Linked DNA regions of Homo sapiens: region 1 is linked to region 2. A link is a loop called in an ENCODE intact Hi-C map of the cell type or tissue named here. Cell type or tissue: breast epithelium. All regions are shown on one strand.

What was found. A loop is a pair of places that touch in the nucleus more often than their neighbours do. Peaks named below come from ENCODE experiments on the same cell type or tissue, not always from the same donor. Only the 100,000 strongest peaks of a DNase experiment are listed, where the experiment ranks them.
Region 1: it touches region 2 in a loop (5-fold over the local background); 1 of 110 quality-filtered maps calls a loop at or near these places.

Annotation. Positions count from the first base shown.
Region 1 is chr1:88,163,009-88,168,008 of GRCh38, reverse strand. No RefSeq gene overlaps it. Among named protein-coding and RNA genes, the nearest start is that of LINC01773, 260 kb to the right of the region's middle. In breast epithelium, no CTCF peak of the experiment used is centred here; no DNase peak of the experiment used is centred here; H3K27me3 peaks cover 120 bases.
Region 2 is chr1:88,462,781-88,467,780 of GRCh38, reverse strand. LOC105378839 (a long non-coding RNA gene) reads right to left here and starts at 4,893. Exons shown (of 2, transcript XR_947573.2): 1 at 4,398-4,893; 2 at 1-2,928. RefSeq lists an enhancer at 4,956-5,000. In breast epithelium, no CTCF peak of the experiment used is centred here; no DNase peak of the experiment used is centred here; H3K4me3 peaks cover 457 bases.

The sequences.
Region 1 (5,000 bases), 300 kb after region 2:
CCACCCTGTTTTCCAACCTTCTTAAGATCAGAGCCCTTCATTCACAGCATGGAGTAGTGGGTTTAATTTCCAGCTGAAGTTTCAAGTTTAGATGTTTAGTGGATATCTTGATAGCTGCAAAAGCTGGCAATCCCTTTTTGAAGAACTAAAAGGATTGCCTGTTTATTTTACTAGTTGGACATCTTCTTGCAGTTGTCTTAAGATGATTAAGCATTTGACTTTCATCTGCTTTTACCTCTTACCTTTGAACTTTTCCTTTTTAAACTGGTATTCAGTTTAGTTGGTTCAAATGCCTCCTTGCCGTAAATGGAAGTTCTTTCTGCTGTACCACAGGAGTGAGATCTAATATGTAAGGTGATTATAATTTTAGGAGCATTTTATCATTGTCCACTGGGCTGTTCTGACCATCTTTCCAAGTGACTCTTTTTATTAAACTGCTCCATGTCTTTTTTTTCTTCTTCCACCTTATTTGTTTTCTTCTTCTCTCTTTTACTTTTCCTCTCACAGAGCCAATTATTACTTGTTTCTTACATCTTCAGCAACTCAGTGCTCTCTGGAGCTGTACCTTTTGCCTGCAAACCGTGGGTCTCTCTCTCCTTATAAACCTTCATTGGCAGCCCATCCCACCATTTATCTGCCCCTGACCTACAAGCTAAGGTCTTATTTCTCAACTTTCCTTCCATGACAAACTCCAAGTAAAGGTAACTAATACCTGCCACCTTATTTTTTAAAACACTGCTGTATAATTTCTAGAAAGTGGCTCTCAGGTTTCCTGCTTTCACTTCATCATTTACACTGGTTTATGACCTTGCCTGTGCTTTTAGAAAGAAATAATGATCATCTTATTCCCGAATTTTTAAATACCTTTTAAATCTATGAGTTATATGACTTATCTGCAGCATTTGGTATTTGTGGGCACACCATCCTCATTTATTCATTCAAAAAACATTTATTGAGTGCCTAGTATATTCAGGCACTGTCCTAGGTACTTGAAATCTATGGATGAATAAAGCAAATAAAAATTTCTGCCCTTACACATTACAGGAAAAATATAGACCACAAGGAATTGACATATAAATAAAAACCATATTGTCTAATTAAAATCACCATCAATTGTAAGACTTATGGGGCTGGCGCTTATATGACCTTACCTCTTTTTGAACCCTAGATGTCTCACTTGAGAATTCAAGGAAAAGGAGATAGCGGATGTAAAGGTCCAAATGCAGGAATGTGCCTGATAGGTTCTAGGAGGAGAAGGAGGAGGCCATGATAGAGTGGAGCAAGTGAGCCGGGCAAGTGGTAGGAGACAAAATCAGAGTGGTTCCTGGCCAGATCACGGGGGACTTGTTGTTATCAATTGTAAGGACTTTGGCTTTGAAAGACTTGAGAGCATGTGAAGGGTTTTTGAGCAGAGAACTAATGTGATCTGCATGACGTTTTAAAAGCCTCACTCTGACTGCCATGCTGGGTTTCGAACATTAGAGGCAGAGCGGAAGCAGAGATTTTTGCAGCAATCTTAGGCAAGATGGCCTGGACTGAGCTGGTAGAAATGACAAGAGTGAAGGGTGGTCAGACTGAGCCATTTCGAAGGGTGAGTCAACCTGATTTGATGATGGATTGGATGTGGGGTGTGAGAGAAAAAGAAGAATCAAAGATGGCTTCTGTATTTTTGGCCTCTGCAGCTGAGCAACCTGGAAATCTCTCCTGCTCTGGCTTCCAGGACAGAATTTTTTTCTCATTTTCTTATTCTGTGCTTCTGGCTTTGCTGTCTTCTTCACACATTCCTTTTCCTGCACCTGCCTTATCATCATACATTTTCCCTATGCAGTTCCTTCAGGCTTCTCTTCTCTCTGTCTTTTCTTTCTCATTCCCTCTTCCTGTGTCAACTCAATCTTGAATGCACCCCAAATTCAAGTTTCCAGCCCTAACCTCTTTCAAGGATTTTGGTCCTGTTTCCAGCTCTTTATTTTCGGATTTCTGATGAAGCCACAGTGATCCTCCCAGTGATCCAGGCTTGAAGTCCTGTGTGCTCCTGTACTAGTAACTTTGCAACTATATAAATAAAATTTCTGTCAGCAGGATTCCCCTTGGGGACACCGAACTGACGCATGTTTGCGAGAAATGCTTAGAACAGTTAATTGAGATGGGTGGTGAGCACCTCAGGGTTGCTTGAGAAACAAAAGATGGCAGTTGAACTCCTTCATAGGGTGGAGAGTTCCTGTTAGAAGGAACCCTTTTGCTGTGCAGAAGCTCTTTAGTTTAATTAGATCCCATTTGTCAATTTTGGCTTTGGTTGCCATTGCTTTTGGTGTTTTAGTCATGAAGTCTTTGCCCATGCCTATGTCCTGAAAGGTATTGCCTAGGTTTTCTTCTAGGGTTTTTATGGTTTCATGGCCTTGAGAGATTTGGCTATGAAAAAGCTGGAGTAATATCCAGGACTATATTGCTTCACTTATAAAGGTCTGATAAATTTTAAATTCTCAGGGAAAAACTCTAGAAGTGAGAGAGGTACTATGTGAGAGAATAAAGAGAGAGAAAGGAAAAAGCAAAATGAGATTTGAGATAAATCTTGTGGTAGGTGTGGGTGAGAGAAGATTGGGAGAAGGTAAGTATCTTGTTGGGGATTTTGAAGCTATTGGCTACTGTGTAAATGTGAGGAAAATCCCCATTTCTGTTTTCTTCACAAAATCTTTGGTAAGGATCCCAATATGTGGTCATGGTGTTTATGAAACTGAATTTTTGGGAGACTTCTAACAGATGCTGAGTTCTGTAGGTAGGTTGAGAAGGGTTTAAAAGTGGGATATGACTTGAGGGTGTAAGGAATGGACACAAAGGAACAGCTACCTTCTGCCTTACCCACTCTGTGTATTCCCATGATTAAAAGCTGTTACCCTGACTCAGCAACAGTATGAATGTTACATGAGCCGTTTTCTTCCCTTTCCATGGTCACCAGATTTGTTTTCTGTCATCTGCAAACATGTGGTGACCTCCTAACTGGTCCCTCTGCCTCTTGCCTTTTTCCTGACCAATCCAATCTTCATAAGACTTTTGAATTTTTATGGTCATATTAGAGAGAGAAGGGTGGAGTTTAGCTTATTACCTGAGACTGGGTAATTTATAAAGAAAAGAGGTTTAATTGGCTCACAGTTCTGGAGGTGTACAAGAAGTATAGTAGCTTCTGCTTCCGGAGGGACCTCAGGAAACTTACAATCATGGCATAAGGCAAAGGGGAAGCAGGCGGGTCTTACATGGCCGGAGCAGGAGCAAGAGAGGCGGGAGGTGCCACATACTTTTAAACAATCGGATCTCACGAGAGCTCACTAGCGCAAGGAGAACAGCACTGAGGCCATGGTGCTAATCCATTCATGAGAACCCCACCCCCATGATCCAATCACCTCCTCCAAGACCCCACCTTCTACACTGGGGATTACAATTCAATACGAGATTTGGTGGGGACACAGAACAAAACCATATCACACTTTTAGCAGTTAATACCGTGAGTATTTAAGTTCAGTTGTCCTGATTGTGAATCCAGGTCAGCTACTTGCTCTGTGATCTTGGTCAAGCTCTCTGAGCTCCATAAGCCTTAGTTTTTTCCTAAGTACAATAGGAATAAAAATGATCTATTTTGTTGTTAAGTTGTGATTATTATATAAAATTATACTAGCACACAGTAAGCCCCTAAAATGGTAATTCTTATGTCATTCCTCTACACTGAAGCCTTTACAATTTCCTATTATCTTGTAAGTGAAGAAACCATATATCTTAGCATCCGGACCCTCATGCTCTGCCCCTGATGTGTCATTTCTGGCCTCATCTCCCTCCGTACTCAGTGCACTTTGTGCCCATCCACCTGTTCACTGTCTTCAGGGAGGCCTCATTTGTGCCTGTCTCTGTGGCTTGCTTTTCCCTTCTCCCTCCAGTTACATGCCCTCTGTACAGTTCCTCACCTGCCGCAAACTACTCACCTTTAGAGACCCAGTGAAAACATTCCTTCATGAAAAACTTTCCTCCTCCCCACTGGTAGGAGTAATCCTTACCCCTTACCAAGACTCATGGCTGACTTTTTAAAGGTGTAGATTATACCTGCTTGGCCCCTTGGGAACTTAGCATCTTGTTTCCTAGATTGTCAGCTCTTGGAAGTGTGGATTCTGTCTGTTTTGTCCTTGTAGCCATAATGGTGCCTGGAAGTCTATTCTCATCTCCCTCATTCCCCAACGAGTTCCTACTTTAGTATGTAATCTATGTAGGGACTCCAACCTTATGCCTAACTGAAACCTGGCAAAAAATATATATTAAATGAAAGATCAAGTAAGTGAAGAAATGTGTTAGTAAATGAATGGTAAGCCAGTGAAATCTGTGGTGTCCTAACTTTTCTATATACTTTAGCAATGGAGTCAGACCAGCCATCTAAAAATCTAAGATATTTTATTTCTTAGGGAACCACAAAAGGAGTTCTTTGGAATTTTGGGTTCTTTTAATCTATTTTGGCCTCTGATCATCTCAGTTTATTATGATTTTTGCTCCCAGCTGCTGTTCTTAGCTTATCTCTCTTGCAAGTTCCCAGAGAATAGAACTCTTATGAGTTCTTATGACACTTGCCCTTTATTACCTTTGTCCCACTTCTTTCACCTTTTGCTTTTTTAACTGGCTGTCACCTGGCTCAGTGCTGGCCATTTCTTCCCTTTCCTGCTGTTAAACGGCAATTTTATTTTCTGAGGTCCTTAAATAGGAGGGAAGCGATAGCTCTTTAAAGATTATGCGTTTGTTTACAATATACAAAATATAAAGGGACTCATGCACATAACTCTCTAAAGGTTTTGCTTATGTATTTGCTTTACACAAATGTACTACTCTTCCTTTGCTCATTTCTTTACATTTTAATTTCCTAATAGATACTCCAACACTGTGGAGCTGTGTTAGACTTCCTGGGAAATAAAGAAATAGACACACCTCTGTTGCCTTGGCTATCGTACAGAGGCATGGACGTGAGGAGAACA
Region 2 (5,000 bases):
CAAACCTTGAGCTAGATACAGCATGCTGATTGGTGTATTCACCATCCCTTAACTAGACAAAAAGATTTTCCGAGTCCCCACCAGATTAGCTAGATACAGAGTGCCCATTGGTGCATCCACAAACCCTGAGCTAGACACAGGGTGCTGACTGGTGTGTTTACAAACCTTGAGCTAGATATGGAGTGCTGATTAGTCTATTTACAATCCCTTAGCTAGACATAAAGGTTCTCCAAGTCCCCACTAGACTCAGGAGCCCAGCTGGCTTCACCTAGTGGATCCGGCACTGGGGCCCCAGGTAGAGCTGCCTGCCAGTCCCGCGGTGCGCCCGCACTCCTCAGCCCTTGGGCAGTCCATGGGACCGGGCGCCGTGGAGCAGGGGGCGGCGCTCGTCCAGGAGGCTCAGGCTGCACAGGAGCCCACGGCGCCGGGGGCTGGGGAGGCTCAGGCATGGCGAGCTGCAGGCCGCGAGCCCTGCCCCGCGGGGAGGCAGCTAAGGCCCGCGAAAAATCGAGCGCAGCGCGGGTGGATTGGCCCAGCTGGGGTACCTGGCGCACCCCCCGCAGCTGCTGGCCCCGGTGCTAAGCCCCTCACTGCCCGGGGCCGGGCCGGGCCGGGCCGGCCGGTTGGCAGCTCCGAGTGCGGGGCCCGCCAAGCCCACGCCCATCCGGAACTCTAGCTGGCCTGCAAGCGCGGCGCGCAGCCCCAGTTCCCGCCCGTGCCTCTCTCCACACCTCCGGGCAAGCTGAGGGAGCAGGCTCCGCCCTCAACCAGACCAGAGAGGGGCCCCCACAGCGCAGTGGCGGGCTGAAGGGTTCCCCGAGCATGGCCAGAGCGGACACTGAGTCCGAGGAGGCACCAAGAGCGAGCGAGCGCTGCAAGGGCTGCCAGAACGCTGTCACCTCTCAATAGGAAAAAAGTAAGAGTAGAATTTAGAATTGCAAGCTTTTCTTTTGATTCATTTTCTTTATGGTTTTCCAGTTAGAGGGAAGGGTAAATAACAGGGCAGATACAGGGGTTTTGACACTTGCTTTTAGCGGGTGGTAAATAAATCCTGGGAAATCCTGAACAAATCGGGGAAGATAAATAATTTGTGCTTTAGCTTGGGAGGAGCATAGATGGCAAAATTACCACGAAAAAGGACGAATAACCAGTAGGGGAAAATCTTTACTCGTTTAAAGTGTCTGTATATCCATAAATTATTCTTTAAATGGCTTGTGGGTATCCTACTTAAATATTGCCTTCTTTAGTTTATATGCTAATTTCTTAATCATTTCTGAGTAGTTTAATAAAATTTTCCGTTTCTGTAAGAAAAGTTTAATTGAATGGGAAAACATAATAGTTGTAGATAATTATGACTAGGGGAAACTTGCTATTTGGACCATGAGCTCACAACAAAGACATCATTATTCATTAGAGATAAATTATTTGTGAGGAAATAACTCTCGATTATGTGCAAATTCAGTCTATAAACAAACCGAACATCATAGGATATGAGTAGTTTCATTTGCCAGATTACCAACAATTTCTGCCTGATGCTCTGTGTAAGATGAGCTGGCATCTAACTCTCCTTTAACGATCTTTGAATTTTTTAAGAATCAGACAATGGTTTATGATGTGTGTTGTCACCATCAGTTAATCATGGTATCCAGTCAACCAGAACACCATATTTTGTACCCATGCAGAATTCAGCTAGATTTCAGGCTCCATGAGTACAGCTTTTGCAAGTGATGAAGACCCACACGGCATCCCAGAACCCAGGGTTTCAGAAACATTGTTGCAAAATTTACCTGCTGAGAGAGCATTAGGTCCTTGCCCAAACTGGTTAGTCTTATTTAAAAACAAAACAAACAAATTAAAAAAAGAGAAAAAAACCCAAGGAGTTGGCAATAAAAACGTACTTACTTTTCCATCACTTTAATGGTAGCCAGGAATAATTAGAACAAAGCATGACTGTTCAATTAGCTTTCAAGACTGACCAATTGAACTAAAATTTATTTTTATTACATTTGGGTAGCGTAGACCTTTCCAAATGTGGCTGTTTTCAAGTAACAACAAAGATCATTCCTTTCTTTTATAAAAGTTAATAAGCTGAGGAACACCGCAGAACACATTCTTATTTTATGCATTAGGGGGATTTGAAATGGAAATCAACAATTCTCAGAGTTTCTCTTCGGAGCCCTTCCCAATGACCAATTCCAAATCCTAACTAGGAAAGTGGCATATTCCATGGGCTTGCACTAGAAGGGGGATAAGAAAGCCTGAATTTTCTCTCCCTGGCATTGAACTGCTAGGTGACATTGGGTGGCATACTTCTACATCTAGGGTCTGACTGGTTTTAGGACACTCTCTGAGCAGATGAAGCACCGTTGACACGCATCAGGCCCTGGCATTCTCATCATGCCCTGGGATGAAACTCTCACAACGGCCTACATTTCACCTTGACTGCAGCCATTCCTTGTGTCTCTCCGTCCTTCCAGTAGTTCATTCTCACGAGACAGTTTATCACCCTTTATTCCTCAGAAGTGTTGCACATAAACAATCTTCCGGATACCAATTCTCTCATAGGCCCTTCTTCACGTTCTGTCCTTTGGTCTGTCTACAAACACTCCCAGGGACTTTTTCTTTCTTCTCATGGTATAATTTTGACCCCATGTTTAAGATCTTAAAAGCCACTTACTTTCTCTCCACAGTCCTTATTTTGCCAGAGTCGTCTTCTGCACAACCTCTGCCGTTCCCCTGGCTTCCCTATTACCATCAGGCTCTTGCTCTTTGAAACTCGTTCTATCACCTGGATTTATCATTTCGAACCGTTCCCACATTCTATTCATTTTCCTGGAATGTTGCTGTTGAGTCCTGTTCCCATTTCCTTCCTTTGCTCTCCATAAGAGGCTGGAGGTGGGGAGAGACCACAGGTCTGGAAAGAAAGACCTGGAAGATGGTGGTAGACCCATGTGAGAGTGGGCAGTTAATTAATTTTTCAGTCTCTGTTTTTTTCCCACATAAAGTGCGGGGGTTCCTATTTCTTTGTACTTAGGAGAGTCAGGGAAACACAAAGTGATTGTTACACTAGAGACACTAACCACAACACAAGCCATTTGCTTAGCAAAAACAAGAAAATCACAGGTTTATTTGATGACATGGCAATGCGAAAGATGGAATTTGGGGCTATCAGCCTAAGTAACTAACAGAGAGAGGCTGTCTAAAAGGAAATTACATTTATTTGGGAACAGAGCATTGGAATGGGAATACACATGCCATAGTAAACTACAGGCATGCAGGGAGGTAAAGAAAGACAAAGGCTTTTAAAGGAAAAATGAGGATTATATCATTGTTTTGAGATAATTATCCTTGGCTATGAAGACCCATAACAATAGCAAGGGTGATGCCAGTCGAAGGTTGGATAGGCAGTCACTGGGCGGATGTTCTTGCTGAAGTATTTTTTGTGTAAGGTTGTAATCATTTTTGAGCAAGGACTGTGGTTTTTGCAGGGTCTTTTGTGATAGTTTTTGTTATCAGGCATTTATGCATGAGAACCTTTTTTTTCATAGCCTTCTGCAGCTATATTTGTCAGGGTTCTTTTAATTAATTAATTAATTAATTTTTTAACACAAGTGACTCCATTTTGTTTCTGACAACTTTCACAGGCTCAGGGCAGCATATTGGCTTTTTTTTTTTTTTTTTTTTTTGACACAGGAACAAGCTCATGGTTTATTAGATTGGATTAAAGCTGGTCGAGTTAAGTAGATTCAACTGGACTTCGCCAATGAAGTAAACATGAACTCTCTGCTTTTCCCAACTCAGTAGTGGAATTTTTAAGATACGTTTCACAGATGTCTAGGATCGGTTTCCATTCTGTAATAATGGGAAACAATCATGACCTTTATTTTAAACAAAAACCATTGTGGAGGTGGATCCAGGATGCAAACAAAAATTATGCATCATTTTGCATAGTTGACATGGTGCATTTGAAGCATAAAACATTGCACACACTATAAACAAATGAAAAGCTGGAGTCAGTCCTGTTAGGCCCGGGCTACGATTGATTGCAATCTGAGGGCTGTGAAGTAACAGTCTGGAACTATGGTTTATCAACAATTTCATTTTCCTGAGACAACTTTGTCCTAGAGAGCTGGTAAAGTGCAGCATTTCCATTGGAACAGGATAGTGTGTTTTTCAAAGTATTTTCAGTTTCATCGTCTCAAGTTTGCACTCAGCAAAGTTGCTTTCACAAACTCCTGCTTAAAACGTATATGGGCATAATAGCTTCCAGAGATTTTATTACCCCTAGAGTTAGCCCTGAGAAAAATACACTCGAAAATGTAAGTGGCAAACTGGAAAATGTTATTTTGATTCCAAAAAAAAAAAAAAAGACACAAAATCTGAAATACCCAGCTTACCTTTGTGGGTTGCTTTCTCTTTCCTTTTTTCTTCGAGGGAAGGGAATTGGTGGGGTGGGAAGCATCTTTATTTTTGCCTCCTGTTCTTTTCTGAATAGGCATTTAAAAGTGCATAATAAACTCATCCCTTTCAAGGCCCATCCTTTTTGTGTGATGGGGAGAAAGGAGGAGGAGGAGGGCCTGCGCTTTTACAGCGCCATTCCCCATTTCTCCAAGAGTGGCTGCTCGTGTGGGCTTCCCCGGCACCTCTCACCTCCTTTCCTGAAAAGAAAGTCCCAACTGCCCAGAATCCCAGACTCATCTAAGCGCGGGGGCACGCAGCCGACTGGCATTTGAGTCACCCACCACCTTCCCCAGCCGGCCAGCTAATTGTTTTGTCAGTTTATTCGGCGTCAAAGAAGTGAGCCCGGCCTGGTGGCGCATCCTGGGCCTCTCGCCATCGAGGCTCATCCTGGGCCTCCAGCCACCAAGGCGCGGGCCGGGAGCCCCGGCTGGAGATCAGGGGTGCCAGGGGCGCTGGGCGGCCGTCGCCCCGCTCGCGGCCCCGACGAAAGGCAGCGGCGAAGTGGTTAAGGAGCGAGCGCGCTGCTGCGGGGCGCGGGC